Regions from separate parts of the Mus musculus genome. Here all the other regions are linked to region 3. A link is a loop called in an ENCODE intact Hi-C map of the cell type or tissue named here. Cell type or tissue: left cerebral cortex. All regions are shown on one strand. Each heading gives the region's core, and the rest is flanking DNA. Links, peaks and the distances in the headings are about the cores only. Region 1 holds the start of Asb6 (ankyrin repeat and SOCS box-containing 6). Region 2 overlaps Ptpa (protein phosphatase 2 protein activator). Region 3 has its middle 18 kb from the start of Tor1b.

Region 1 (9,864 bases), core at 3,035-7,034, 100 kb before region 3:
GAGGGAGGTGAGGCCCAGAGGAGGGTGGAAGCAGGATTCTCAGGCCGAGGGAAGAGCGGCTGGCTTGATTTCATCCACACAAAAACAGGAATAAGAGGGCCAAGCAAGGTTAAGACCCGCCTGCATCCACACACAGACGCTGGGTATACTCACCTCTTAAAGATGCTTCCTGGGGCAGTGTGCAGACAGTGACCACACTCTCTCCAGAGTCGCTGGGTGCTGGACTCAGGCAAATTGCCACCCTCTGCCCGTATGCCAGGTGTGGCCATGCCATCGACTGGGGCCAGCACCCAGGCACTTGGCCTGTCTTTTCTGAACCCTTAACAGGTGTCCAGCCCCAGGGATGGCCAGCCCTCCACCCCAGCACTTAAGTTTTATTATTTTATGTATGAGTGCTTTGCCTGCATGATGTATGTTTGTGTGCGCTATGAGGTCTCGAGATCCCCTGACACTACATTTACAGACAGTTGTGAGCTGCCCTGTGGGTGCTGGGAACTGAGCCGGATCCTCTGCAAGATCAGCAGTGCTCTTTTTTTAAGATTTTTTAAGACACACCAGAAGAGGGCATCAGATCTTGTTACGGGTGGTTGTGAGCCACCATATGGTTGCTGGGATTTGAACTCATGACCTTCAGAAGAGCAGTCAGTGCTTTTACCCGTTGAGCCATCTCTCCAGCCCGCAGCAGTGCTCTTAACCTCTCAGCGTCTCTCTTACCATTCTTGTCAGCTGCATTGACATCTGCTCCAAGATCCAAGAGGCGCTGCAGGCAGGGCAGGCGTTCGGGTTCCTCGCTGGCCAGATCCAAGGGGCTGCTCTCATGGATCTGAGCCAAAGGGGACAGCAGCTATGTTGCCCGGAGCCTGCAAGGCTCCTTGGTAAACTTACCAAACATGCCCAAGCCTGGAGCTGGCCCTTACCCGGTCCCTCCTGTTGATGTCAGCCCCGTGGCGCACCAGCAGCTCAACCATGTCAGGCTGGTTTCTCAGGACAGCAATGTGCAGGGCTGTGTAGTAGGTAACAGGGTCTGAAGGCAAAGAAGTTCAGGTTAGTCTGTTCTTGAAGGTTCGGGACCTAGCCTCAGAGCCTCGCCCCAGCACCCCTTTCTCAGGTGTGTAGATCAAGTCCTTGTGTGTTCCCATAGGCTACAGCATATCTGCCTTGTCCTGGTGTGTTCCCATAGGCTACAGCTTATCTGCATTGTCCTGGTGTGTTCCTGTAGGCTACAGCTCATCTGTATCGGCTCCTTTCTGCTTATTTCCCCCTCAGGGCTGTTCCTGAGGAGAATGCAGTGTGGCTTCATGCTCCAGCTTAGCACAGCCAGCCTTTGTTTTGTTTTGTTTTGTAAAGATTTATTTTATTTATATGGGTGTACTGTAACTGTCCAGAAGAAGACACCAAATCCCATTACAGATGGTTGTGAGCCACCATGTGGTTGCTGGGAATTGAACTCAGGACCTATGGAAGAGCAGTCAGTGCTTTTAACACTCTGAGCCATCTCTCTAGGCCAGCCTTTGTTTTCTTGAGCCAGGGTCCCTACTACCTTGCTCTGGCAGCCCTGACCTTGCTAGGTAGCACAAGGTCGCTAGAGATCCTTCTGCCTCAGCCTTCTGCATGTATCACACAGCCAGGCCCTTTGACCATAATGTGGATGGGTTTTGGAATAACCCCCCCTCCCCAACATCTGTAGCTTGTAGGATTCCCAAGTTCCCTGTAGTCTCTGAGCCTGTTTTCCAATGAAAGGCATGAAGGCCTGTGTGGGGGTCAGCACTGACCCCCACAAGCTCATAGGCAGCCCTACCTGTCTCCTACCTCCTAGGGGTGACAGCCAATGGCAGGACAGGTGGCTGGCCCTTCATCATTCCTGATGCGTAAAGAACCTATGCAGCCTGCTGTAACAGATGCCCAGTGTGGCTTATCTTCCCACCTCTAGGGCCAGAGCAAAACCTGCAGGACAGCTCAGAGCAGAGAAATCACCTGCCCTTAGCTCTGGGCATTGCCAGTGTATTCTCTACATGGTAGAAGGATTGATCTGGAAGATGTGGGAGTAGAGGCGCTAAGAGCCCCCAGAAAGACACCCACAGGAAAAGAACAAGGGAAGTCACCCCAAAGACCGGAGGAAAAGCAGTGGCTGGGCCTGGCTGCCTAGTCCTCCTCACCCCACCCCCATCCTCAGGATGCTGCTGACCTTCGAAATTGAGGTTGGCCCCACTCTGCAGAAGGACAGCAGCTGCCCGGGTCAGGCCCAGCTCAGCCATCTTCAGCAACGCATTGCTCACGCCTTCCTGGTAGAATGGAGAGTGAGCCTTCTGCTCCAGCAGCTCCGTGAGGACCAGGATCCGGCTCTCCTCGCTGGAAGCAGAACTGTGCACCAAGAGGCAGAACAGAGAAAGTGGGAACTCACGGGGGCCAGTGGCCCTAGCCTGTGTGCCCTTTCACAAGCATCCACACAAGCTGCGCATGCTCTGTGGGGCACAACTCTTTCTTGGTCAAAAGCATTAAGTGATTTCAAAGCCATCCTTCAGCATGCTGTCAAAGTGCTGGCTCTGCCCCATCTTCTCTCACACCACCTTGAGGGTAGCCCTAAAGCTCTCACCCTTCCTAGACAAAACTACCTACTAAGTGCATCTTGGGCCTGGACGCTGTTCCATATGTTACCCCAGCTCTGACAACGGCCCAAACACCACCTTCAGAGTCACCTGGCCACGACGCGCCTTACTTGCTCTTCGCCCTAATCTCACCCACCAGACCTCTTGCAACAGGTGGGCCCTAAGATCTGACCAACGCCCGGACACAAAACGCTTATCTGGGGCAGCCCTCCTAAATATGCTGGGCTCCGCCAAAGGAGGGCAGTAGCGCCTTGTTGTGCAGCCCTGCGGCCCCGCCTCCGAGTTCTTAAAAACGCCTGGCACTGCATTTACAGAGTAGGCCGCAGAGGAAAGGGCTGATGTGGTTTAGAAAAGACATCCTTGGTGAGACTGCTAGCTCCTCTGCCCCACCCTACTCTGCATCTCAGACCGCGATGCCGGTCTGGGTGCTCGCTTGTCTCTGTAGCACAAGCACTCCGAAGGCGTAGCGCTCCGAGTACCCAAGGAGGTCTGCACAGGGCACACGGACCACACCGGCTTGCTTCCCCAGAGGCTCTCGGAGAGGCCTGCTGTCTGCCGAAAGTCCGGTCGGCCCCAGCCAGGACGTCTCCAGCATCCATGCACAGGCAGCAGAGGCCCGGGTCTTCTGCCCTACAAGACACTCCGAGCCCGCCTCAGGCTGGAGCTCGAGCTCGCGGCCACGCAGCTCCCACTCCCGCTGCGACAACCACAGAGGACCGCAGCGACTTACTCATCCAGGGGCTCCTGCCGCTCCAGATCCTGGATGCCCAGGGCGCCAAGGATGGCGTCCACTAGGGGCTGGTACTCAAAGATGATCCTGCGGAAGCCGTGCAAGAACGGCATGGCGTCGGCCGCGTGTTCCGACACCCACAGGCCACCACCTCCCGATCTACCGGTTCAGACCCCGCGCCGGTGAGCAATCCTCCCAGGCCCCAGTTCCGCACCGGAAGTTATCCTACCACTCCTACTTCCGGTCCGTGCGGGCCTTTGAGGGAGCATGTGAGTCACACTGCCCCCTGCCGCCGGGGAGGACCTCGCGGCGATCATCACTGTCCGGCTCCGCCCCGCACTGAAATTCCCCGCGAGGCCGCTGAAGGGCGTCTGAGCTCCGACGGGGCATGCGGCCCCGCTACTGACTGGCTCCAATCCGAGGTGACACAGGCCCTATTCGGAGCCTGAACACTACTTTCTGCAGCCTACTTGACTTTGGCCACTCTCTAAGGAAAGGCTGCAACCACCTCAGTTTCTCCACTGTGTAGACCAAGTGGCGTAATGAGGATCTTGCACCCCAACTCTTCCCCACAGACGCTGGGGGCAGTTCCTTATTCTCTGTCCCTTGACGCCTAGCCAAACAGGCTGCCCACTTTTCCCACTTTTCACTGGAGGGACTCTGTGAACCTTCATGTCCTGATCTGGAAAATTGGCATAATATCACTTGCCTAGACCCTGAGCAGGAGGAAGCTTTGACATAGCAGAAAGGACTGTACCAGGTAGCGTCCCCCTACGCAAATTTGAGTGGCTGCAACTTTGAGTCCTGCGGCAAGGCCCTGATGACTCTAAAAAGGTCAGTTATGGGGAGGTGTCAATGGTCCTGAGGCTGCACCATCATAGGTGTAGCTCCAATCCCTTATGGGGGCTTGTGTTCTCTCTGCTTGGCACCTGCCATCTGCCATAGAGTTACTGGCTTGGAACAAAATTTCTTCTTTGTTTTAACCAAGAGCCTTCCTGCCTCCACTTCTCAAGTGTTGGGATGCTAGGCTTGGTTCCAGGATAGCCCAGGACACCAAACCCAGTGGCCAAGGATCTTACACAGAATGGGTACACAGCTCCTCTCATGACCTATTTCAGCTCTATGGGACTCTGCACCCAACAGAGTAAACACCAGGTTGGTCATTGTTTATTGGGTTGTTAAGGGAATAATGGGGAAAAAATCTGTACAGGGGCTGGAGAGATGGCTCAGCAATTAGGAATACTGGCTGCTCTTGCAAAGGACCTAGGTTCTGTTCTTAGCCTGCCAGGACTACATAGTGAGGCTCTATCTCCAAGAGGGGGGAGGAGTCGGGTGGAGGGTGGCAGGTTACTGGAGAGATCTTGATCAGCCCAGGTTCAGCTCCCAACACCCTCATAGTGGCTCACAGCCACCCATAACTCTAGGCCAAGGGGATCTGGTGCCCTCTTCTGGACGCTGTGGGCACAGGCACAAAAGTGATGCACATATGGCCATGCAAGCAAAACATCCCTATTCATGGGGAAAAAAAAAAAAAAGTTCCCCTTTGGGCCTGGGAGTTGGCTCACCGAGCAGAATGCCTCGAGTTCCATACCCAGCACCATGAAGACTGGACATCGTGGCTTCCTGCTTTGGGTCTGTGCCTTTGTCCAGGTCACTTCTCCTTTCCTCAGTGGCTCCAGCACTTGGCTTTGGAGGCTGCCCTGATCCAGAATAGCAGTAGTTTAGCCTCCTGACATCTACAAGACCCTTCTTCCAAATAAGGTCACTTTGAAGGTCCCCAGACTAGAGCTTCAGTGGAACTCAGAGGGCAGAATACAAACCCCATGCAACAGGTGAATCTAGGTGTGGTCCTTCTGGCCTTGGCCTCACCATCTTCCCCTAGCCTAGCCTTTAATGGCTGATCCGTCTCTCCAGCCAGTCTTCACCTCTGACTTGATCACTTGCCTGGCTCTCACAGGCCGAGGTCCAATGAAAGGCATCTTGATGTCACCAGTGTCTGAGAGAAGGGACAGGCAGAGTAAGAAGAACTGGGCTGCTGAGCTGGTTCAGGAGGTGGAGGCTTGCCACCAAGCCCTGTGGCCTGAGTTCAGTCTTTAGGACCCTATGGCAGAGGGAGAGAACAGACACCTACAGGTTGTCCTCTGACCTCTACACACATACAGCACGTGTGGATACATGCATACTTAGTGTAAATACACATAGAACACATGAGAATTAACTTGCATTTATTGGAGCCCTCCTCGGGTCCTAGCACTGGGCTAAGCCCTCTTCACACTGATGCTGTGAAGCCGTTAGATTAAGAGGATTGTTCCTTTTCACAAGCAGGAATGTGGCTCAAGGTTTCAGAGCTGGCCCAAGGAAGCACAGCAGGGTAGACTGTCAGCCAGTCTATCCGACCTCGGTACATATAAGCCACCAGGGACTCACACAGTCCCTTTAGCTTCTCTGGCTTTGGATCTTTAGAGGGTCTAGACTTGCAGGAGGGAGGAACTGACCTTTGCCCTTTCATAGCCCTTAGGCATCTCACAGAGGAGCCAGGCTCCACTGCCAGCCAGTCACCCAGGCTCCTGTCTTTAGAAAGCCCTATGCCCCTTGACCCCTCTTGTCAGCAAGGGGTCCTGTTTCCTCCATCTGCCTTCCATTAAAGTTGTCATTCAGAGCCCCTGCCTTCAGCTCTGACCCTTCCCTCTCTTTTCCTCACCACTGCTCCCTCTGTGCCTGACTAGACAAGCTCCATCCTGGCACCCAACTCCAAAACTTCTCAGCCATGTGAGGGACAAACACAGTCCTTAGACCCTGAAAAGGTCTGTGCATCCTCCTTACTCCCCCAGGGAAGTTTAGGGGTTACACTGAATAATGTACAGAGGTAACCTTAATATATAAAGAACTTCCAAAAATCAATAAAACAGTAAACATTTCCTACAGGATATAGGCACAGGATATGCATAGGTGAATCACAGACGAAAAGTCAACAAGCATGAGAAGAAGTGGCTAGCCTCTCTACCTGTCCATCAATAATGACAACAATGACCTTTAATCCCAACACTCAGGAGGCAGAGACAAGTGAATACTATGTTTTCACATCCATCCTGGACTATATATTGAGTTCCAGGCCAGCCAGAACAATCAAATGAGATTCTATTAAAAAAAAAAAAAAAAGAAAGATCAAAAAAATTCTTTCAATATCTAGAAAGCTGTGTGTGTGTGTGTGTGTGTGTGCGCACACGCGCACATCAGAGACCTTAGGAAGTTGGTTCCTCCAACCATGTAGGTCCTGGGGATTGAACTCAGATCTTCAGCTTGAGCAGCAAGCTCCTTTATCCACTGAGCCATCTCGCTGGCCTACCCTTCTTTGGACTTGTATGGCTTTTTTCTGCAGTGAATATATCCTACAAGAGACCTGAAGCCAGAAAAGAGCTGTGGGTAAGGAGTAGCCTGTGTGCACCTCCTGCATCTGAGGCTGAAGTTTGGTCCAGCTCAGTCAACCTTGTTCCCCTCTCCAGACCCTGTCAAGAAACATCCTCACCAAGGTCACTTCCTCAGTGCTCCTCAACTCCTGGTTCCCCAAGCCAGGAGTGATAACCTTCATTTGACTCAAGGGTGGCAAACAGTCCTGAGCTCTGTGGAGGGAGAAAGGCCTCTAGTATCCACAGTAGCCTTGGCCTGAGGGTGGACTGGTTTCTCATTGATCCTTGGGAAGACAGACAGACTGACAGACATAGATACACATGCGCACACACACATACACACACACACACACACACACATGCTCTTGTTCTTATATCTGCTCAGACTCACATGCACTATCTCACACATGGACGGACATTCTAGGGCATAGGAGTATTCACAATTATTCTCACCTCCTCCACACACACACATACAGGTACACACACCCCGGCTCACTTTCTCAGACACAACATATAATTCATTTTCGTTCACTGGCTCTGTCACCTGGGCCTGGGGAGGGCAGCTGCCAGGACAGGTGGTACCTTGGCCCCATCCCAAGTCCTTCGTGGCTCCCATAGGAGACTGGTCTTTAGCCAGCTGTCCCTCAGAAGGCCCTGGGTGGGCAGCTGGGAGTGGTTCCCCTTTTCGCACCCTGCTTTCCCTCCACATCCTTCCTCAGGGGTTTGTATGTAACTGGAACCTTACTGTCCATCAGGTGAGCTATTTGAAAATCATGGCTGCCACTACAGCACCCACCATGGAGGACGGGTCTGAGCTCAGTCTTTGGGTATGTGTGGGGACTGAGGCGCTGAGCCAATGAGCTCAGCCTATTTCTGAACTGCTGTAATGGTCACCACCCTCTGGTCCACTCCTTTCTGTTCCTACTTCCCGCCCTTATGATGGCCTATGACACTGAGTGGCAGGTTCACTGTAGTTGGTCCTGTTCAGCTCCAGTTTTTTTTTTAAAGATTTATTTATTTATTATATGTAAGTACACTGTAGTTGTCTTCAGACACTCCAGAAGAGGGCATCAGATCTTGTTACAGATGGTTGTGAGCCACCATGTGGTTGCTGGGATTTGAACTTCAGACCTTCGGAAGAGCAGTCGGGTGCTCTTACCCACTGAGCCATCTCACCAGCCCTCAGCTCCAGTTCTAATGCAGGAGACAGAGGGCCCTAATTTATAAGTTCCCTTTGTAGGCTCATAGGGGAAACTGAGGCACTGGGAGCTGACTGAGCTTTCCTACCCATCTCCTGGGACATCTGCCCAGAGCCCCTCTCTAAGGTGAGACACCAGTCTAGCTTCAATTGCTCTACCTTCTAGCCCCTGCAGATGGTCTGTGGTTTGGGGTCACAGTGTGGAGCTCTGGGGTGGTCACTTATAGCTGAGCTGGGCCCAGGCTAGTTCCCTGGTGGGCAGTCTGTGACCATGATGTGTATATTGAGAGGTTGCCCCATGGCATCTTCCGCATCTCCAAACAAAGCACAGGCCTTTAATTCCCCCAGCTGCTGTATCCCCAGGGACCCAGAAGCCCAGGAGAACAGGGATGAAGTACATAGAGTCCCAGGGACCCTGGCCAGGGGACAGCACGGACTGTGGGCCTGGGCTCTGGCTGGCCTTTGCTCAGCTTGAAAGCCTATCCGCCCAAGCAATGGATGCAGCAGGAGATTTGTTAGTTTCCTCTCAGGGTCCTTCAGGGTCTGCCAGATTTGCAGACTGTGACTTCCAGGTCCCTGTGTGGGTAATCAACTGGCAAACATGGCCCAGACCTGTCCCCAAAAGATCTGCCTAAATACCAAGTCACCGCGACCTCTGTGCCATCTGCGCTGTGGTCAGACTGCACAGAGGACTTGAGGCTTACTCCGTTGGTGGCAGATGAGTGGCTCAGAGTCCTGGCCCCAGAGGTTCCCCCATCACAGAGGCTCACTGGTGCCTACTTGGCCTGAAGCTCTGGCAAGCACAGGGTATGGGTGGGTGGGGGGCCTCTCTTAGGAGAGAGCCCTGCTGGCACCCTCTGCCTGCTCAGCAGAGCCTGACCAAGCCTGCCAAGAGCCAGCAAGAGGGCTTGGACCCCTGGAGGTAGGGGAAGGAGGGATGGACAGAAATTGGGGCCAGGGGCACTTGCTCCTGGGAAGACCAGTTATCTGTGCCCTACCCTGTTGGCGAAGCTGACTCAGGGCAGGAAGGACCCGTCGCCATCCGTCAGGGAGACAGTGGGCCCATGGCTGCTGGAGGAGGGAGCCAGGAAATCTGATCACTAAGAACCTCTCCTGGCTGTCTGGGGAACTTAATTAAATTGCTGGAGAGGGCCACATCTGGAATCAATATGTGGCCTGCTGTTTCCTTCTTTCCCCCAGTCCATGTCTCTGCTGGAACAGAGAATTCAGCAGAGAAGGGAGCTGCTTCCTTAGACACATGGAGAAGGGGAGAGACAAGGCAGGCAGGGACTGGAACCCAAGCCCAGAGGGACACTGTGACAGCACAGACGGGGTAGGGGTCAGAGAACCAGGAAGATGACTGGAGAGCAGAACTGAGAGAGCCACGAGTCAGGCATGCTCTGGAGTTTGACTGTAGTCAAGAGGTGTATGTCTGGGGCTGAGTTTGTGGCTCAGTGGGGAGAGCACTTACCTAGCAACCATAAGGACCCAGGTTCGATCCTCAGGGGTACATAAAAATCACCACTTGAGAGATTGTGACAAGCTCAAGGCCAGCCTGGGCTACTTGAGACCCTAGCATAGAAAAAATTCAAGCACAATAAACCTTACATCTATTTTACAGGTAAGAAGTCACCAGATTCTGGCACCAGTCCTGTGCATAGCCAGCATTTGCCAGGGTCATGCTCTGGCTGACACGAGGTGATGCCTTTGGATACCCTCGGGCATAGATTCTGTTATTTCTGTGTTGGTGACAAGAGGGAAGCAAGCTAACCCCCTTGGCCGAACCTAGACTGTCCATACCAATTTGACCTTGGCTTATCTGCACACTGTCTAGCCATCCTGTGTGCGCCATTTCAATTGGAATGATGTCATGGAGCAGTTATTTCTTACTGGCTGGTGTGGGGTGTGGAGCTCTACTATGGG
Region 2 (9,864 bases), core at 2,111-6,110, 490 kb before region 3:
AGGATCTAGGGTCTAGCCAGTGCTCTGTGCAGAGCTGACTGCTGCTGGGTATGACTAGGAGAGGAGGGTCCTCCTCCCTCGTGATCCCTCATCAGGGCTCACGCAAGCTCTTAGCATGGCTGTTCACATCCATCTGGTCAGAGCCGCCTTCTGTGCCCTCTGCTGGAGGCACACTGACTACTTACTGTGGCCTTTGTGTGCTGTTGCTTCTGGCTAAAATGATTTCCTACTCTCCTTTGTGCTGGCCACCTCCCGTTCCTCTTTTATTTTAAACATTATTTCCTTAGGAGAAAACCTTGAACTCTGAAATTAGGGTCCCCCTAGGATGTGCCTCAGTTACCCACTTGTCTCCCAAATAGCTAAACTCAAAGTAGTAACTATATATTTAATATTTAATGTCTGTGGTCTCTGACTAATCATGAGCTCTTTGAGGCAAGGACTCATTTGTTACTGGGATCCAGCATGGACAGTGTCTGCCCAAATAGTAGGTGCTCAATAAGCTGGGGTTTCTAATTGGTCAAACCCATAAAGTAAGGTGCAGGTGCCTGTGCAGGAAGTCGCCTCAGGCCCCTCAGGAAGAGTGCCAGTGCTTGTGCTTGTTGAAAGGCTCAGGTCTTCTGGACTGGGAGGAGGTCTCTACCTCAGTATGGGCCTTCCTGCTCAAGGGAGTTGGGTGCGGGGGGCCTTCTAGAAGATGTCAGCTTGGGCCATTTTCTTCCCCAGGGCATGAGGCTGCCTTTGCTGCTTTCCTCTGTTGTCTCTGCAAGATTGGTGTACTCCGGGTGGACGACCAGGTGGCTATTGTCTTCAAGGTGTTTGATAGGTGAGTCACCGTGGAGTGGAGGAGATGGCATGTGGTTCCTGGTGTTCATCACATACAGGCGCTGTTCTGAGGCTAATTTATACAACCTTATGCAGTAACACTGCCTGCCTCTTATAGAAGAGGAAACAGCCAGGCATCTGCTGACATCATAGTCCACCAAAGACTGTGGACCTCTCTGGGTGGCACAGGTGTACAGGGACCTGCTCTGAGCTGGGCAGCCCCTAGGGCACACTGCTGTCCTGGTGTTGGCACACCTCCAGTTCTGCAGGTGACCCATGTGCACAGCTTGTGATTTCTGACACCAGGGACCTCACCCGCTTTCCCGTGGCACCTGAAACTAGAGAGAGGGACCCCTGCCCAGGCTGTGACAGGCTGCCAGGGTTGATGACACTGAGCCTGGTCTCCATGTGCTGTTTTGTCCCTCTCCCTGACAGAAGACGTCTGAGGGGAGAGGAAAGCCTGTTGGCTCTTTCAGCCTCACATTCTCCGTACCCTTTGTGTGCTGAAGAAATGTCATTCTCACCTTTCTCTCTCCTTTCTCCCTGCCCCTTCAACACAGGTATCTTGAGGTTATGCGGAAGTTGCAGAAGACATACAGGATGGAGCCTGCAGGCAGCCAGGGCGTATGGGGTCTGGATGACTTCCAGTTCCTGCCCTTCATCTGGGGCAGCTCACAGCTCATAGGTACTAGTGAGTGGTCACATCTCCACCTCGTACCCAATGGGTGCAGCTGTGTTCCCCTCCTGCCCAGGACACACAATGACAGCTTGTTGAGCAGGACATTAGACCAGCTTAGCCCAGCTAGTGATGGAGGTTATGTACTGTGGACCTAATGCTGTGAGCCAGTGTGGCCAGCTAGAGGAGGTAAGGGTGGGATGCCACCAAGAGAGCAGGAAGTGGGGAAGCAGGAACCAGGGCCGCATGGCCTGCTGCAGGACAGACAGGTGAGTGCATGGCCTGCTGCAGGACAGACAGACAGGTGAGTGCATGGCCTGCTGCAGGACAGACAGACAGGTGAGTGCATGGCCTGCTGCAGGACAGACAGGTGAGTGCATGGCCTGCTGTAGGACAGACAGGTGAGTGCATCCGGCTCCTGCTCCTGGCAGCAGCTGTGGGCTTGACAATGAAAACTAGGGCCTCTTGTGATTTGTGATCATCAGTGTCATTCAGTTAGGATGGAACTCTGTGCAGGGTGTGTGTGTGTGTGTGTGTGTGTGTTTAGGCGAGTTGCTGCCAAGTGCTGAGTCCTGTGTGCTTCCCAGTCTGCTCTATCTGCTCCTTACAGAAGAGGATTATCCAGGCATGATCAGCATCTTGGGATCTGCCATTGGACAGGGTTGCTGGTCACTTTAGTTCCATGAAGAGTGAACTGCTGCTAACTAGTACTCACAGATACCTAATAAATAGCTGAGAACTTGCCATCCTAGCCACTTTAACCACAGTCTTCTCAGACACTGCAGAGGATACCTAGCACTGTGGTGTGTGCTTCCACACCATGATGCCTTTCTGACACAGCGAATGTGTGGTTAGCTCCACTAGAGGGACTTTTATTTTTCCTGGCTAGCCTGGAACTCACCTATCTCTGTATGTTGGCAGTAAAGGTATCTATCACCACACCCAGCTGAGGTAACTTTTAAGGTAGGTAATGGTGCTTAAACAGCAGAGGTTGGTGCTGCTGACAAACCAGGTGCAGAGCTGTTGTCATGGTTACAGGATGCTCAGGTGTGTTTGTCATCTCTGCTGATTGGTAGCACATCAGGTTTGTGTGCACCCTTATCACCACGGGTACATGCATGGTGACTAACTGTGTACAGTGAGCAAGCGCCTCGCTAGGTGACAAGGATTTCTCAGTCCCATTGTGATCTTTGTGCAGAGACTCTACCATAGCTCTGTGCTACCATGCCATCTCAATAGTTGTAAACTGTCTGAGGTAGGCACCTTGTGCTCAGGCTGGGTCAGGGCTGTTCTGAAGCCCAGGCCTCTACTTTTCCCAGACCACCCCCACCTGGAGCCCAGACATTTCGTGGATGAGAAGGCGGTGAGCGAGAACCACAAGGACTACATGTTTCTCCAGTGCATCCTGTTCATCACTGAGGTGAGAGCCATGCCAGCCTCTGTTAGGCAGCCTTGGCAACTGGGCCCTCTTGCCCAGCCGCCAGCCTTCTTCCAGAACCAGGAGGACTCTCATTGTTAGGTTTGAGTTGGAGCTTTACTCTGCTGCCCAAGCTGGCCTTAAATTCATGACAGTCTTCCTGCTTCCGCCTCCGACTGCTTGGGATTAGAAAATCAGCCACCATACTCAGCTCCCATGGGGTTCTTGGGCTGAGGGGTTAAATTGTAGTTGTTAGTTAGACTTGGTGACCCGCAGCAGGCCTAAGAGGGTGCCATGCAATGTGTTAGGGTGCAATCAAGTTAGAGGTTATGGACTCAGGTTGAAATCCCTAGAGGAGCTGCAGTGCTGGGAGTAGTTCTGTCTCTCTGTACCTCAGCAGTGTTCGAGAGGTGAAAACAAGCAGCCTGTGGTGGCAGTCACTGGGTCCAACATCACCTGTGGTGGCAGTCACTGGGCCCATACTACTCAGCACATTCCCTAACTGGAAGTACTTGTCTCACCGAGGCAGGATTCCCTACAGTATAGTGCTGGAACACTCCCCAAGGTAGCCCACGGACTCTGAAAACTCTTGGCTTTGGGCCCATGTCAGCTTTCCCTCTCAGAATCTTGTGGACAAGAGCCAGGAGCTCATCAAGGGACCCAGAGTCTCAGGGCCTTGATTCTGGGAGGTGTTAGAACTTGTCATTCTCTCTGCCTATACCTATCAAGTCTCACCCCAAGTTCACAGGGTCCTGGCTTCTCTTTCTGTGCCTCCTGCATGTTTGCCCTGTGGAATTACATGTGGTCTCCCGACTGGATGCTACTCTCTTGGCTCCCTGTTCTGAGCCTCTGAGCAGGGAAAAGCCTGGTTAGCAGCCTTGACTCTAGGTTCTTTCTGGTCAGCATTTGCCTCAGGGTTGTGCCAAGCTCCAGGGGCCAGAGGGGAATGACACATTTTTTTCCAAGTCAGCAAATGGAGCAGGGACTGACGGCTGGGCGGCCACTACTTGGTTCTTGGAGATAATGCTGCCTTCAGCAGTGTGGCAGGCTCAAGGTCAGAAGGACTGGGGGCAGCCTGGCTCACTGCCTTGAAAGATAGCTTTGCAGGACTTGAGCGTGCAGCGAGGGGCTAGGGAGGATCTAGGGTGAGAGCTAGGGCTGAATGGGAAGGAGCTTCAGATTCTGCAGAGCTTGCTGCTTGAGGCCAAAGCCTGAGCTGTTACTGCTTCCTCTGGCGGCTGGCCAAGCCCCTTGCGTCCCTGTCAATAATTCTAACAAGGAGGCTAGCGAGACTGGGCTTCAGGGACTGGAGATCGATGGATTCCATGCTAAGATTTAGTGTGTGTGTTTGTTTCGGCTGATATAAAACCCCAAAACCTTTTCCAAAGTTTGGAATGGAGGACCCCATAGACGGTAGTCCAAATAACCACAAGGAGGCGCTAAAGTGCACTGAACTCTGGTGGCTTCAGTAACAGAGGTAGGAAGTGGGAGGGGAGCTTTTTAGTGGTTGTGCACCTTCTCTGCTAGGCTTGGTTTTCTCTTGGTTCCAGGCTCTTGGGTCAGTCAAGCTCTGGTTGGTTGCTAGGCACTGTGGTGGCAAGGGCATGCTGCCTGCCTGGGTTGGGCAGTTGTAGCGCTCTGCTGCTGCTGCTGTTCACAGATAGACAGCTAAACAGACAGAGAAATGGATACAGATGTATAGATATTCCCCACCCCTACTTGATGAAGTTGGCAGTTTTTACTTATAACCCCCATCAGGAAGTGAGCAGTCTCACCCAGAGGGCACAGAAGCCTACAGGGTGTTCAGGGCTTTTGGTCAGGGAGACCTGCAGTCTTTACTGCTCAAACAAAACCCAAGGAAGTTGGGAAGGAAACCACTTCTCTTTGCTGGGTCTTGTGTCAGGACCGCTTTGCTAGTAGTACTGGATGTGACAGCGGAGGAAGCCCACCTTGCGGGGCTCCAACTGCTTCAGGAAATGTAGCCCTGGCGCCTTTAAGAGCCAAGGGCAGGCAGGAAAAGAATTTCAGTTTCAATCTGGCTTCTAAATTTGGAGTTTTGGGAAGGGAGGGATCAGATTTCAGCTGGAAGGGAAGGAGCTGACAGGAAGGCGCTGTGCTGAGCCTCCCCCACCCTGCCCATCCCCCCAGTTACTGACAGAGGAACCATTTACAAAAGGCCGATTCTCTGGGGAGTGGAGAGGCAGGAACGCAGCGTCTGTGAGTAATTTCCTGCTCAATATGGCTGCTCTGACTCACACGATTCCCCTGGGGTCACTGCGGGACTGCAGTTGCTTGCTTGTTCTCGCTCTTTCTCTTCTCCCTTTGTGGCTAGAATGAGCTGATTTTTTGGGGGCGTCTTCTCACCCCCAATTTCTTTTCTCCCTCATTTTTTTTCCTTTCTCTTGAGTCGCAGAACCTCCTTCTGAAGGACTTGGGACCTGAGGCCCTGAAGGCCTTGAGGGTGAAGTGGCCTCTCTAGGGACATAACTGAGCTACACAACTTGGGCCTGCCTCTAGCTCTGCAGCCTGCCAGACAGCCCGTTTTGAATGTCCCTTGTTAGTGAGCAAGGCTGGTCCCCCAGGCAGGGTCCTTGCTGAGCCAGCCTGGAGCACCTGCTGTGAGACAAAGCAGGTGGTCATTCACTCAGGGGTCTGTAGGGGACCCTGTTTCATAGTTCCAGCCTGCAAGTGTGCAGAATTGGGGCAAGGAAGTAGAGAGATTGACGGTGGAGTCTTTGCAGGAGTGTTGGGATACATCTCGGAAGCTGAGGGCACTGTAAACTTTGCCAGGCTCACAGAGCCTTTCAGAGTCTTTCTGTGTAGTATGGGGCTGTCCTCTGAGCCCTGTTCCCCAAAATAAATGCTGCCTGTAACCTGGGGAGGGAGTGAGGAGGGCGTGCCAGGCTGCATGGCTAGTAAATACAAATGGACTGGCCTTGCACTCTCACTGGCAGGATGCACTTGGGACATAGGCTTCCCTATTCCTGTGCCCCAGCCGAGGCTCTGATGCCCCGGGACTGCACTGGACTGCAGTAGTGCTCTGCCTTCCTGCAGTCAGAGTTTGAGCACTGATGGACTATCCATGTGCCTGCTCGTCTTGTTGCTGTGGCTTTTTCTGCCCTACTCTTGACCTTGTTAAACAAACTTCCCTCCTGTACTGATCTGGAGCCTCCCTCTATCTCTGTCTCTGTCTCAGAGGACCAGATCCATCAGGGCCTGTCCACAGCCCCTTTCCTGTCCTCCAGGCAGGTCTAGACCACGCACCTACAGTGTGTCTGCATAGGAACACATTCTACTTTCTTAGGGTAGGGATGGTCTCTTCCTGGGTTGCTAAATTTGATAGACATTGGGATGGAGCCTCTGTTTTGTCTGTGTGAAAGAGGTAAGCAGAGGCTGTAGATGAGAGAAGTTCTGTTTTTTCAACAGGCCTTGTAGGTCAAGGCTGTGGTGTGTGTGTGCGTGCATGTGCGTGTCTGTGTGTGTGCACGCCTGCATACTGCCTCTCTAGTTCCTGGACTTCTTTTCCAGATGAAGACTGGCCCCTTTGCGGAACACTCCAACCAGCTGTGGAACATCAGTGCTGTCCCCTCCTGGTCTAAAGTGAACCAGGGCCTCATTCGAATGTATAAGGCAGAGGTGAGTGGGGGCTGGCCATCCTGCCTGCCCCTGATGGCGCTTGGTCCTGAGGGTGAGCTCATGACTTCTGATTCTTCATCACATTGTTTGCTCGGGCTCTGAGGCCAGCTGTCTGAAACTTGGGGACCTCAGAACCTGATGGATGGGCAGAGGCCCAGCTGATTTCTTCATAGCTTAGGGATTAAAACAGCCTAAGCTGCTGGAGAGGTTAGGGGCTCTCTTTGTACCTGTCAAATGGCCTGAGGCCTCTCAATAGCTTTAGTGTTTCCCAAAGTGACTAGGACATCAAGCATGGGAAATGGAGTAGGTGGTCTTTTCTGCTTCCAGCTCACGACTCTGCTGCTGGGAAGGACCTTGGGCTGGGTCCCCCTGCTGTAAGGTGCCTGCTTTCCTAGGGCGTCCCGTACTCTCCACAGAAAGAGGGAGAACATCTTTCTACCTGGCCCCTCCAGTATCTGAAGCTACTTGACTGGCCTTTTTGTGCAGTGCCTCTTGGGCCATGAGACCCAAACATGTCTCCCCCCACCCCAGCCCACCCCACCTCCCACCCCAGCGCTGGTACTCACAACCTCAGTGTTGCCCTGGAGCAGCCCCTCTCTGATTCTTGACCATTATCCCATCTCTTATGAGAGCCCAGAGCTCACCCCATCTATCATCAGAGGAGGGACACCGAGGAAGGGTCAGCTGGCTTTGGTAGTAAAGATGCTTCCCACTGGCCTCGAAGGGGTTAATAGAACATGGTCTGCCAAGCTTGGGCTTGGGCCTGGCCAGCTTTTTCTGTTCTTTCCTGGATCCTCTTTCTCTAGACTTCACATCCTGTGTTTAGGCTTCAGCCCACATCCCTCTCTCATCTGGGGGGCCATTCCAGACCTCTTCCTGCTCTGCAGGCCAGCTCTAGTGCCCCGGCGTTCCCTTGGTCCTGTCTCCTCGGCCTTACTTCTGGTTTCTAGCAGGAAACACAGGGAAGACTGTCCTGCTGCTGGAATGTCAGCATGGAGGTATATGTCACCCCATGTCTCCAAACCTGGATTGATTCAGCCTTCTAAGAGGAAGGCCAGCTACCCTGCCCCCCACCCACCCCTGACCCTGTCCCCCTTTCAGAGGCAGAAGCTCTGCAGGCTGAGGGAGGAGCAGATAAGGTACAAGATGGTGGTGTTACAACACACAGGCCTTGGAAGCCACCACCTAAACCTTAAGTCCTAAATGCTAGGTGTCCCTGCAGTTATTGACTGACAGGATGTGTTGTGTGACTAAAGACTGGACAGGTGCATCTCACTGGGTGTATGCAGTAAGTGGGAGCTGACCCTCCCCTTGCCAGGATGGATTTGTAGGGTAATTCTGCAACTTGTTGACAGGCATGAGCATGAGGCTTTGTAGCACCTAGTTCTTTTTTGTTTTGTTTTTGGAGACAGGGTTTCTCTGTATAACCCTGGCTGTCCTGGAACTCACTTTGTAGACCAGGCTGTCCTCGAACTCAGAAATCTACCTGCTTCTGCCTCCGGAGTGCTGGGATTAAAGGCGTGCGCCACCACCTCTAGGTGGTATACCCAGTTCATACTGGTGCTCTTAAGCTCTAGTCCCTGGGAATAGGGCCCAGGAGAGGCCCAGTGCTCCATCCGCTGGGAAGACCCCTGAGCTGCCAATAGGGGTCTGCTCAGGCCTGGCATTAAGCAGCCTCAGGATATGCAATTAGCTGTCAAGTTCCCTGACCTGATTTTTTGAAGAGAAGTATCAGGGGCTTTCTGGGCCTTGTATGATGGGGCTATTTCTATAAGGAAGGCTATCACCGTATCTGGACTTATTTTCTCCAACTACCCAGCCTGGACTCTGCTGGGCCAGGAGGTGCCACGTTTCTAAAGCCCAGGTTCAGTTGCTGGGCAGAATTGCTGGGAGCAAAGCCCCCTTAGGTGCTTCAGCTGCCCTGGGGCCTTGGACTTCCTCCACCCCACACGCCCCCCCCAGCAGCTTCTTACCAACTTTGCTCCTGCTGGCCCTGTGGGCCCTTCCCCCACTTGCCTTTCTGGCTTTTCTTCTGGGAGAGCCTAAAGCAGGTTGACCTTTGACCCTTTCTGGAATTCAGGGGGGTGGGGGGGCCTTCCAAACTCCCACCGCTTCCTGATGACATAAGCACTGTGGCAGCTGCCTTGCCTCAGGCCTGGACATGCTGCTCCTCCCTCCCCCAGGACAGACTGCACCTCCTTCTTCATGCTTGCTTTGCTGAGGCCTAGCTCTAAGCTAGAGCTCAGTCTCTGTGGTCTACTTGCTCCTCTGTGTGCCCCTCCCACTTCTGAAGCTGCTGTCTGGGGTAAGGGAAGGTGAGCCACCAGGTTCGTCCTTTGACACAGCTAGAGCTAGGCTCTCACCTCAATAGCCTACAGGTCACCTCAATAGCCTACACCCCCGGCTTGTTTAGGAGGAGGCCAGGCCAGCCTCACATTCTGCCTGGAGCTACTGCCTGGGAGACAGAGCAAGCCAGTAACAGGCAAAGCTAGAGCCTGTGGGCCTGGGCTCAGGGAGCCACGAGCCACGAGCTCCATAGAGGCTGCTGCCAAGGTAGGGCAGGAGTGTCAGCCCACTCCTGTTGTCTCACTCTGAAGAGTCAAGATGTCTTTGAGGCCAAAGACTACAGAAAGTAGGCCCTAGCCTCTTCTCAGTTGTGTTCAGATGTCCCTATACTGCTAGGGTCAGGATTCGGGTGGGGGTGGGGGGACCTTTGTCATTTCTTATGGCTCATCCCTTCTGGGTCAAGTGATGTCTCTTAGCTGCCTGTCTTGGCTTCTGCTGAGTATGGGTGCCTTTGAGTGGGAGGTGGGGATGAGGTGAACGAGATCACCTTCCTCCTAGGCCGGGGGCTGCTCTCCAGCACAGGTGGATTCCCGTGGAGGTGGCTGCAGTTGGAAACCTCATGTTTGTCTGGGTTACTGGGGATGCAGGAGGCGAGACAGGCCTCACCTCCCTGGTTTTCCCCTCCTTTCTCAGTGCCTGGAGAAGTTCCCTGTGATCCAGCACTTCAAGTTCGGGAGCCTGCTGCCCATCCATCCCGTCACATCAGGCTAGGAGAGGCTGAACTACCAGAGCCACCCTGGCCAGGTTCCTGTGCTCTCTGTGACCCAGCACCCCTCCCGCCCACCTTCTGTTCTTTCTGTTTGATGAGAGGCTGTTTACTGAGATGGGTGCTAAGCAGGGCCTGAGTTGGGGGAATTGACCACAGTGTGCCCAGTTTTTGACTGTCCTCCGTCTGGTGGCCGAGTAAGAAGAGAGGGGCCTGGACGTGGTCCCCGGCCCTGCCCATCCCTGTGCTCCTGCTTCCTCC
Region 3 (9,864 bases), core at 1,989-5,988:
AGCCACCTGAGGGTAGGATTTCAGACCTGGGCCCAGAGACAGACGTACTCCACTGTCTGGCTGAGGAGAGTGCGCTCCTCAGTTGCTCTGTCTGTGGCTTGCACACCTATGCTCCCTTGGGAGTCCTCTGTCCAGGTGTCCTGCTCCCCTGTCTCTCTGCCCCTCCCCGCCCCTCCCCTGTCTCCTCCTCCTAGTTTCTCTTTTCTAAACATAAAACTCATCTTCTAACCAAATTCGCACAGGCACTGATGGGACATGTGGTTTTTAATAGGAGATGGCCATGATTCAGAAAAGGTGGTGGCACACGCCTTTAATCCCAGCACTTGAGATCGGCAGGCGGATTTCTGAGTTCGAGGCCAGCCTGGTCTACAAAGTGAGTTCCAGGACAGCCAGGAAACCCTGTCTCGAAAAGAAAAAAAAAAAAAAAAGAAAAGAAAAAAGAAAAAGAAAGAAAGAAAAGAAAGGAAAGGAAAGCCTGAAACAGATCATCTATCCATTCATGCATCCACCTATCCATTCATACCCACCTGCCCACCCATCTATTCATTCACCTATCCATCCTTTCAAGTACCTCCCACCGACCCATCCATCTACCCATCCATCCATCATCCATCCACCCACCCATCCACCCACTCATCCACCCACTCATCCATCCATCCAGAGGTGGTAGAAGCAGTTTAAAACCGTGAGTTCACTAACCCATAACCCTAGCACTTCAGAGGTGAAAGCAGGAGGATCAAGACTTTGAGTCTAAGAACCTGGAGAATGGCCGGTGATTAAGAGCACTAACTGCTCTTCCAAAGGACCAGAGTTTAAAGTCAGCACCATGTTTTTTTCTTTTCTTTTTTTAAAATAATTTTTAAAGATTTATTTATTATTATATCTAAGTACACTGTAGCTGTCTTCAGATGCACCAGAAGAGGGTGTCAGATCTCATTACAGATGGTTGTGAGCCACCATGTGGTTGCTGGGATTTGAACTCAGGACCTTAAGAAGAGCAGTCGGTGCTCTTAACCACTGAGCCATCTCTCCAGCCCCCAAGTCAGCACCATGTAATTCACAGATACTCCAGCTCTGAGCTCCGCCCACTCTTGGCCAGTGAGTGCCCTGCATTCACCTGGCACACAGCAAAACACCCACAGTTATAAAATAAATACATCTTTTTTAAAAGTACAAAAGAGTTAGAGGCTGGGACCAGAGAGATGCTTCAGTAGTTAAGAACACCTGCTGCTCTTGCTTAGGACCAGGGTTTGATTCCCAGAGCCCCGCACGGCAGCTCACAATGGCCTGTAACTGCAGTTCCAGGGGAATCTGATGGCTCTTCCGGCCTCCTTGGGCTGCTGCCCATGTGTATTGCATATGAACGCATGCAACCACACACACACACACACACACACACACACACACACACACACATGAAAAAAAAGTACATACATAAGAATTTGAGCAGGGCTGGGCATGGTGGCACACGCCTTTAATCCCAGCACTCGGGAGGCAGAGGCAGGCGGATTTCTGAGTTCGAGGCCAGCCTGGTCTACAGAGTGAGTTCCAGGACAGCCAGGGCTACACAGAGAAACCCTATCTCGAAAAACAAAACAAAACAAAACAAAACAAAACAAAAAAGAATCTGAGAGCTGGGCGTGATGGAGCATGTCTTTAATCCCAGCACTTAGGAGGCAGAGACAGGAGGATCTTTGTGAGTGGGTGTCCAGCCTGGTCCATAAAGCAGTTCAAGGATAACCTGAGCTACACAGTGAGACCCCACCTCAAAACAAACAAAAAAAGCAAAAAGCAAGCAAGCAGGGGCTGGTGAGATGGCTCAGTAGTTAAGAGCACTGACTGCTCTTCCAAAGGTCTTGAGTTCAATTCCCAGCAACCACATGGTGGTTCACAACCATCCGTAATGAGATCTGACCCCCTCTTCTGGAGTGTCTAAAGATCGCTACAGTGTACTTACATATAATGAATAAATAAATCTTTACAAAAAAAAAAAAAGAAGACAAGCAAGCAGTTGGCAATGAGGCTCTAACAACATAGTGAGATCTGAAGAGGACTATGTCACACTACAGTGGCAGCTTGCACATATATGACCACAAAGCCCCGCCTCCACAATGACACACTTCCTCCAATGAGGCCACACCTCCTAATAGTGCCACTCCCTACGGCCCAGCATTCAAAGACTTGAATCTATGGGGGCCAAGCTAGTTCAAACCACCACAGGCTCACAGGTTGAACAATGCCCTGGAGCAGCCAAAGCCCACTCCAGAGGGTGGGACTTTTCATAGAGCAAACATGAGTCACAATGGTGGTTCTCTGTCATTGCATGGTTCTTGAGATCCTACAGCCAGAAGTGACATATGGCCTGCTGGGAGACTCACATGTATAAGCCGTCTGTGAAGGACGGCTGGGCCTTGCGGGGAGGGGGCAGTCTTAGTAAATAAGACTCTGTTTGACTTGGATTCTTTGGTTCACCAAGTTCTGAGGCTTCATGCTACACCAGACAAGAACGTTCTGCACTGGAAACTGGACTCACTGTTTCTAAAACCACACGTTTTGTTATTGAAATGATGGTCATGTTAGGTTCCTTAAGCGTCTCCTTCTAAGAATGACAACACCTCTGACAGAAGCTCAGCCTCCTGCTGATGGACCCTGGAAAACCTGCGGGCATGGCAGGCCTGGTACAGGCATGAAGGCCTGAAGGCTCGCGCTGAGCTGAGATACTGGGCTGGAAATGAAGCCACAAAGCTGGGAGGAAATGTTGCTGCTTTTCGTTTTTGTTTTTGTTTTTGTTCCTTGTTACTTTGCTTTTTTTTGCCTTTTTTTATTTTAAGGTTTTAGAGACAAGAGAGAATCACTAGGTAGATTAAACAGATCTCAAGCATACATTACCATGCCTGTTCTATTGACTGATAGTGTGCGTGTCAATGGGGGTGTGTGCACGTGTGTGTCTCTGTGTGAGTGAGTGAGTGTGTGTGTGTGTGTGTGTGTGTGTATAGATAGAAATCGGTTATCTTCCTCAGTTACTTTCCACATTTATTTTTGTTATTGTTGTTGTTGTTAGTAGTAGTAGTAATAATAGTAGTAGTATTTTGGTTTTTTGAGACAGAGTTTCCCTGTTTAACCCTGACTATCCTGAAAGTCTCTTTGTAGACCAGGCTGGCCTGAAACACATAGGTCTGTCTGAGCTCATCTCTTATGTTTCGAGACAAAGTCTCTCATTGAACCTGGAGCTCAGATTGCTGAGTCAGCTAAGCTGTCTGATCCGAGAGCCTCGGGGACTCTCCTTTCTTTATCTCACGCCATGCCGGGAATAGAGGTGCACACTCCTGTCTCTTGCTTCTTGTGTGGGTGCACGGGATCTGAAGTCAGGTCCTCACTTGCAAGGCAAGGACTTTACTGAGGGAGCCATCTCCCCAGGCCCTGTAGACTGATTTATTTATTTTTTTTACATACTACAAACCATTGTTTGATGGGACTGAAGAGGAGGCGCGCCATTAAGAGTCTGTTCTGTCTTGAATGTGCAGGGCCCTGGCTGTCAAAAACCAAGAAGGATTATACACAGCATTCCACACTGTGTTACCATGGGGACAGGCTAATCCCACTACCCCTAGTCTATAGATGAGAAAATGGAGGTTCAGAGAGGTTAAAACAGTTGCCTGGAGTTGCACAGCCATTAGGGACAGAGCGAGGATAGCTAGAGCCTTTGTACCCAGGCACACCAGCAAAATATCTCAGAAGAGCCACCAGCAGTCGCAGCCCTAACAAGTCAGAGCACCTCTGAGTCATTCAGGGAGCAGGACTGGAATGCTATCAACGTCAGGACAGGAGCTGGGATTTTCCTGAACCCCTCGCTGACCTCTCTATTGCTGCATATCAACTGGGTTTGGGGGTTATTTCTAAAGACAAAGGGGAGGTAGTTAATATCTGCCAATGGCTCTGCTTCAGTTGAGGGTTCTTAGCTGTTGTCGTCTATCGGGCAGGACCTGCCACTAATGCTTGCCAATTGTCAGCCTCTCTGGCTTTGGGTAGAAATCTACAATGAATTCCTCCACCCTGCAGAGTCCTAGTCTTTTTTTTTTTTAAGATTTATTTATTTGTTATGTATACAATGTTTTGCCTGTATGTGTGCTTGCATGTCAGTAGAGGGCACTAGATCACATGGCTGTGAGCCACCATGTGGTTGCTGGGAATTGAACTCAGGACTTCTGGAAAAGCAGTCAGTGCTCTTAACCACTGAGCCATCGCTCCTGCCCAGTCCTCTTCTTAACTGTGCCTGCTCTGCCATCTAGTGGTTAGACCTGGGAAGTGCATCACCATTTCTGACCGAACGTGGAAGGGGATGCTTTGAGACCATTCCCTGAACCACAAAAATATTAATAGAGACACTCTTCAGGTTAGAGGCCAGAATAGCCAGACGTCAGCCTTTTCGGGTTGGATTTTTGTGGGAGTTCTGTGGAGTTTGACAGGGTCTCAGGACAAAACAAAGCAAGCAAAACTCAAATCCAACCAATGCAGAAAAAAGCTGTCATCAGAAGCTGCAGCAACAAGGACTGGACACAACCAGACATCAGTGCACACAGGAGCACAAGCACACACATACACACGTCCCCCTTCTGCAGTACAGGGATGGAATCTGGACTCTCTGGACCAGGCTGGTGATCTGGTTCAAAGCTGGAGAAGGCTGTTTGGGGCTTGCACCCCAGGGGCCTCAGCTTTCAAGTGAATAAAAAATGCAGGGGGGAAAAAAAAACCAGCAGGAAGGATCTGAGTTCTTGGGCCCAGGGGAGGACTGGAAGCTGGAGACTGAGTCTGGAAAAGCCTAAGGAGGAAGGGTTCAGGGATGGCGCGGTCAAGCTCCTGCCTTTGGCTCCTCTGCACGTCAGCAACATTCGGTTAGCAGGAAATGGGGCAAGAGCCTTGCATTCAAGTGCTAGCCCAGACAACCAGAGAAAGGTCCTGTCTGTCCCCACCCTTCTCAGTACAATGCTGCCTCAAAGAGTCCCTGCAGCATCGGAGTGTAGTGCTGTAGTGTGTTCTATGACTTTCTGCTCATGCATGGCCCTGGGTCACAGCAGCTGGTCAAAGTCAGCAGTGTCCCCTGAGCCAGGCTGGAGGAAGAAGTCCACAGGCTTTTGCCTGTTCATGTCCACTGCTAAAATCCATTCTGGGAGGTGGGCAGTGCTACTCATGGACCGTCGAAGTTACTAGTCAAGATGGCTAGAGTTTAACTGGGCGGGGTGGCACACGCCTTTAATCCCAGCACTTGGGAGGCAGAGGCAGGCAGATTTCTGAGTTCGAGGCCAGTTTGGTCTACAAAGTGAGTTCCAGGACAGCCAGGGCTATACAGAGAAACCCTGTCTCAAAAAACAAAACAAACCAAACAAACAAACAAAAAAGATGGCTAGAGTTTGTCTGGAGAGATGGCTCAGTGGCTAAAGTATCATTGGCTACACAGGGAGTTGAGAGCTTGTCTGGGCTACTTTGCCTCAAAGCAAACATGCATACACTAACTAACTAACTAACTAATCAGAAATTTGAGCACGCTGTGGTGATGCAAACCTGTAGTTCATGCGTTCCGGGATGAGGCAGAAGAATTTCTGAGAGTTCCAATCAGCCTAAGCTACATAGTAAGACACTATTCTCAAAAACAGTGTGTGTGTGTGTGTGTGTGTGTGTGTGTAAGAGATTTGGGGATGGCTCAATGGATAAAATGCTGGCTTCATAGTCCTGGGTCCTGAGCTTGGATCCCCAGCATAGAAATCTGGACATGACAAGGCCACCCTCTGACAAGCCAGTAAAAGCCAAACAGACAAGCCCACAGGCAAATCTGATGGAGGCCTTCCTGTACTGAGGTTTGTTCCTCCAGATGACTCCAGCTTGGGTCAAGTTAATTCTCACTAACCAGTGTGGTCATTGGTGTCCATTCCGAACTCTCTTCCTATACAGTGTCAAATGCCAAGCACACAAAGCAATAGTGACAGAGAACAGAGCACTGACTGACAGGGGGGGACTGTGAGGGGACAGATGGAGGAGGGACAGCATGACAGAAGGAGGCCACTAGAGAGTGGTCACAGCCATTGTCTTGTGTTAGAAATGATTCTGTTGAGGTGTGGCACTTCAACTAAGCTCAGTCCATTGTCTCAGTTGTATATCAACAAAGCAGTTAGACGGCTCGTCTACAACCAGCAAGCCTTAGAGGCACAGGTGTGGTGCAGACCCACCATCCCAGCGTTTGGGAGGTGGAGGCAGAAGGATCAGAAAACTAAGGTCACCCTCTGCTACACACTGGGTTCAAGGCTAGGGTACCTGAGATGTGTCAAACAAACCAACTGGAAAGATTCTATAGAAACAAACCTCAGCAGGGACTTGCATTTGCCACTAAAGTGACAGTTAGATCCCCAGAGCCCACAAGATAGAAAAGTCTTTTATTATAAAGGGGATATGTTAGAGCGCCTGCAGGCGGTTATCTGACTAGTCTGTAAAATGAATTATTATTATTATTATTATTCATTTATTTATTTGTTGGTTTTTCAAGACAGGGTTTCTCTGTGTAGTCCTGGCTGTCCTGGAACTCACTTTAGTAGACCAGGCTGGCCTCGAACTCAGAAATCTGCCTGCCTCTGCCTCCCGAGTGCTGGGATTAAAGGCGTGCGCCACCACGCCCAGCAAAATGAATTATTTTAACATAAATATAATTGTTGAATTAATCTGGTGGCTGTGTCATTATCCTAGCTGGTTCCCAATAACTACACAGAGAGAGCAAGATTCATTTTAAAGCCTCAGCTCAATACCTGGGCAGTCTAATAATTCATATTAATCCCTAAGCTAATCTGGGCACCTCTCAGCCACATTTCCATGGTCTTTTATTATTTTATTATAATAAAATTGTATTATGTTATTATTTTATTTCTATTGGTTTGGCTCTTTGGGATTCAGGTGTGTTTCCATGGACTTCCTCCAGAGCCCCTCCTCATGGCTTCAAAACCCAACCCATCCTCCCCGCCTCTCTTTCCCCTGGCTGGCGGAAGTCCCACCCACCCTATTCTCTCTCTGCCAAGTCACTGGGTGATCAGCATTTATTGACAAGACGGAGAATAAATGTTAAGAATTGTTTACACTCCTCCTTAGAATAGGGAACAAAATACCTATGGAAGGAGTTACAGAGACAAAGTTTGGAGCTAAGATGAAAGGATGGACCATCCAGAGATTACCCCACCTGGGGATCCATCCCATAATCAGCCACCAAACCCAGACACTATTGCACATGCCAGCAAGATTTTGCTGACAGGACCCTGGTATAGCTGTCTCCTGTGAGGCTATGCCAGTGCCTGGCAAATACAGAAGTGGATGCTCACAGTCAACTATTGGATGGAACACAGGGCCCCCAATGGAGGAGCTAGAGAAAGTACCCAAGGAGCTGAAGGGGTCTGCAACCCTATAGGTGGAACAATATGAACTAACCAGTACCCCCAGAGCTTGTGTCTCTAGCTGCATATGTAGCAGAAGATGGCCTAGTCGACCATCACTGGAAAGAGAGGCCCATTGGACTTGCAAACTTTATATGCCCCAGTACAGGGGAACGCCAGGGCCAAGAAGTGGGAGTGGGTGGGTAGGGGAGCAGGGCGGGGGGAGGGTATAGGGAACTTTCAGGATAGCGTTTGAAATGTAAATAAAGAAAATATCTAATAATAATAAAAAAAGAATTGTTTACACAAACTTGAGACAGTAGATTCTTGGTATAAGCAGCACAATGCTGTGCCGGGACTGAAACAGGATGTGAGGACAGACAATCAGCGTTTGCATAACACAAGAATAATCTTTACTCAGTGCACAACACTATGCCTACACTAGTCCAACAATGGCCGTTCACCAACACAACGTCCAAGAATCCATCAGTTGTTCAGTCCATGGGGGAAACGGAAACGGACGTGGCAGTGAGAGCGAGGGCAAACAGCAAAGAGCCAGTTTCCTGCTTCCATGTCCTTTGAATAGACTGCCAACAGAAGGTGTGGCCCAGATTTAAGGTGGTTCTCCCCACCTCAAACTATCCAATCAAGGAAAGTCCCTGACAGGTATACTCAGCAGCCTGGGTTTTAGTTAACTCCATATGTAGTCATGTTGACAAGCAAGAACAGCCATCACAAAAGGGAAAATGAACTCCCAAAAGCTGTCCTCTAACCTCCACACTTGCACTGTGACATACACGCACACCCATACATATACACAATAAAGTAAATAAATGTAATTTTTTGTTTGTTTGTCTGTAGCTCTGGTTGATCTGGAACTCATGATGTAGACCAGCCTGTTGTCGTCCTCATAGAGGTTCTCCTACTTCTGCATTCCAAGTGTTAGGATTAAAGGCATGTGCCACCACATTTGGCCAAATGTAATTAAAAGAAGAAAAAAAATGGGAGCTGGAAAGATGGCTGAGCAGTTCAGAGCGCTTGTTTGTCTGCCAAATGTTCTCCCCACTGTGTAAAGTTTACCCTTGCATTATCTCACATGCTGATCTCTCTATCCCACTACCTGGTTTCCACGTGGCTGTGGCTTCTTTATGTTATCCTTAGATGCTCCTGTCCCAAGTTTGCTTAAACATTGCTCCTCATTCATTCGTTCTCTGCCCTGCCAATAAAAGCCAAGGAGCCAATATAGAGCTTTAGAGAGAATAAGGTGGGACTCCCGTTTCTAGGAGGGGTGGAGAAAGGGACAGGAAGGAAGGAGGGGAGCCATGAGGACAGGTCCAGGAAGCCTCAGGAGAAGAGAGCAAAAAGGATGGGAAAACTGCAAGTAAGATGGGAATGTGGTCTGGGAGGAAGCCTGGCTGCCTGGGAGGTTTAGAATGGAGCAATCATTGCTCAGTTCAAGGCTATAGCCTCCCCCAGCCTTGAGCAGGCCGACTCAGACCTGTTCTGCAGCTGTGAATGAGACCATGGAGGGTGGAGTCTTCCGACCCAGGTCTATTGTTCTGCCACCTGTGTTCTTCTCCAAGATGCCCCACTGAGAGGCTGAACCTGTCTTCCTGAGATATTCCTGAGTTAAGCTGACAACCTGTTGATTGGACCTAGTGCTAACAGCTCTGGCAGACCAAGTGCTAACAACTTGGCAGCAAAGCATCAAGAAGCCTGGCGTGGCAGGGGATGGGCCTCCCTCCTTTATAAGCACAGACTCTTAGTAAACATTGGGCCTGGATCAGAAATTTTGTCTTGGTCTCGTTATTTCTCTCGCTGTTTCCTCCCATACAGCTCCAGCCTCCGGCTATACAAGGCAATTAAACTTAAAATGTTTAATTTTAAAAATAAATAAATAAATAAATAAATATACAGAGTGAGTTTCAGGACAGCCAGAGCTACACAGAGAAACTCTGTCTTGAAAAACCTAAATAAATAAATAAATAAATAAATAAATAAAATAATCATTCAATACTTGTTGCTTTTGTAGAGAACCTGGGTTCAGTTCCCAGCACCCACATGGCAGTTCACAACCACCTGTAACTTCAGTTCTAGGAGACCTGACTGTTAGGGTCTAGGTAAAATGTTGAGGCCTAGATAGCTGCTGCCTGCCTAGCCTGCCATTTTGTGCTGTTACCAATGGTATAAGCAAACCTTCCCATGTGCTGTTATTAGGAAGCTTTCTCATGTACTGTTACTAGGAGACTTTCTCATGCCTGAATGAATTGCAGATTCTGTGATGTGCTGGGCTTTGGTGATCTTGGGATCCAATCACGTAGAGGTCAGCTGGAACTGCTTTGTATAGTTAGCCGCAGTAAGCTTGGACCTGAACCGACCTCGCCTCAGCACTTCCTGCCCTGTGTGTGAGCTTTTATGGTTGTTCATAAGCTGCCCCTGGGATGGACCCAGCATAAGA

The links. A loop is a pair of places that touch in the nucleus more often than their neighbours do. Peaks named below come from ENCODE experiments on the same cell type or tissue, not always from the same donor. Only the 100,000 strongest peaks of a DNase experiment are listed, where the experiment ranks them.
Region 1: a loop joins it to region 3, with 4 times the contacts of the local background. A loop is called at or near these places in 27 of 42 quality-filtered maps.
Region 2: a loop joins it to region 3, with 3 times the contacts of the local background. A loop is called at or near these places in 23 of 42 quality-filtered maps.

What each region holds. Positions count from the first base shown.
Region 1 is chr2:30,824,738-30,834,601 of GRCm38, forward strand. Asb6 (ankyrin repeat and SOCS box-containing 6) reads right to left here and starts at 3,563. Exons shown (of 6, transcript NM_133346.2): 1 at 3,337-3,563; 2 at 2,186-2,361; 3 at 918-1,024; 4 at 715-823. The coding sequence starts at 3,449. In left cerebral cortex, for the core only: CTCF peaks have their summits at 3,654 (motif pointing left) and 4,794 (motif pointing left); DNase peaks (open chromatin) are centred at 3,593 and 4,770; H3K4me3 peaks cover 596 bases; H3K27ac peaks cover 482 bases.
Region 2 is chr2:30,436,847-30,446,710 of GRCm38, forward strand. Ptpa (protein phosphatase 2 protein activator) reads left to right here. Exons shown (of 10, transcript NM_138748.5): 6 at 724-823; 7 at 1,383-1,507; 8 at 2,818-2,918; 9 at 6,444-6,551; 10 at 9,531-9,864. The coding sequence ends at 9,608. Among named protein-coding and RNA genes, the nearest start is that of Ptpa, 26 kb to the left of the region's middle. In left cerebral cortex, for the core only: a CTCF peak has its summit at 4,339 (motif pointing right); DNase peaks (open chromatin) are centred at 3,510, 4,175, 4,338 and 5,081; H3K4me3 peaks cover 1,188 bases; H3K27ac peaks cover 3,381 bases.
Region 3 is chr2:30,929,986-30,939,849 of GRCm38, forward strand. It overlaps a transcript of Ptges not described here. Among named protein-coding and RNA genes, the nearest start is that of Tor1b, 18 kb to the right of the region's middle. In left cerebral cortex, for the core only: a CTCF peak has its summit at 4,294 (motif pointing left); a DNase peak (open chromatin) is centred at 4,279.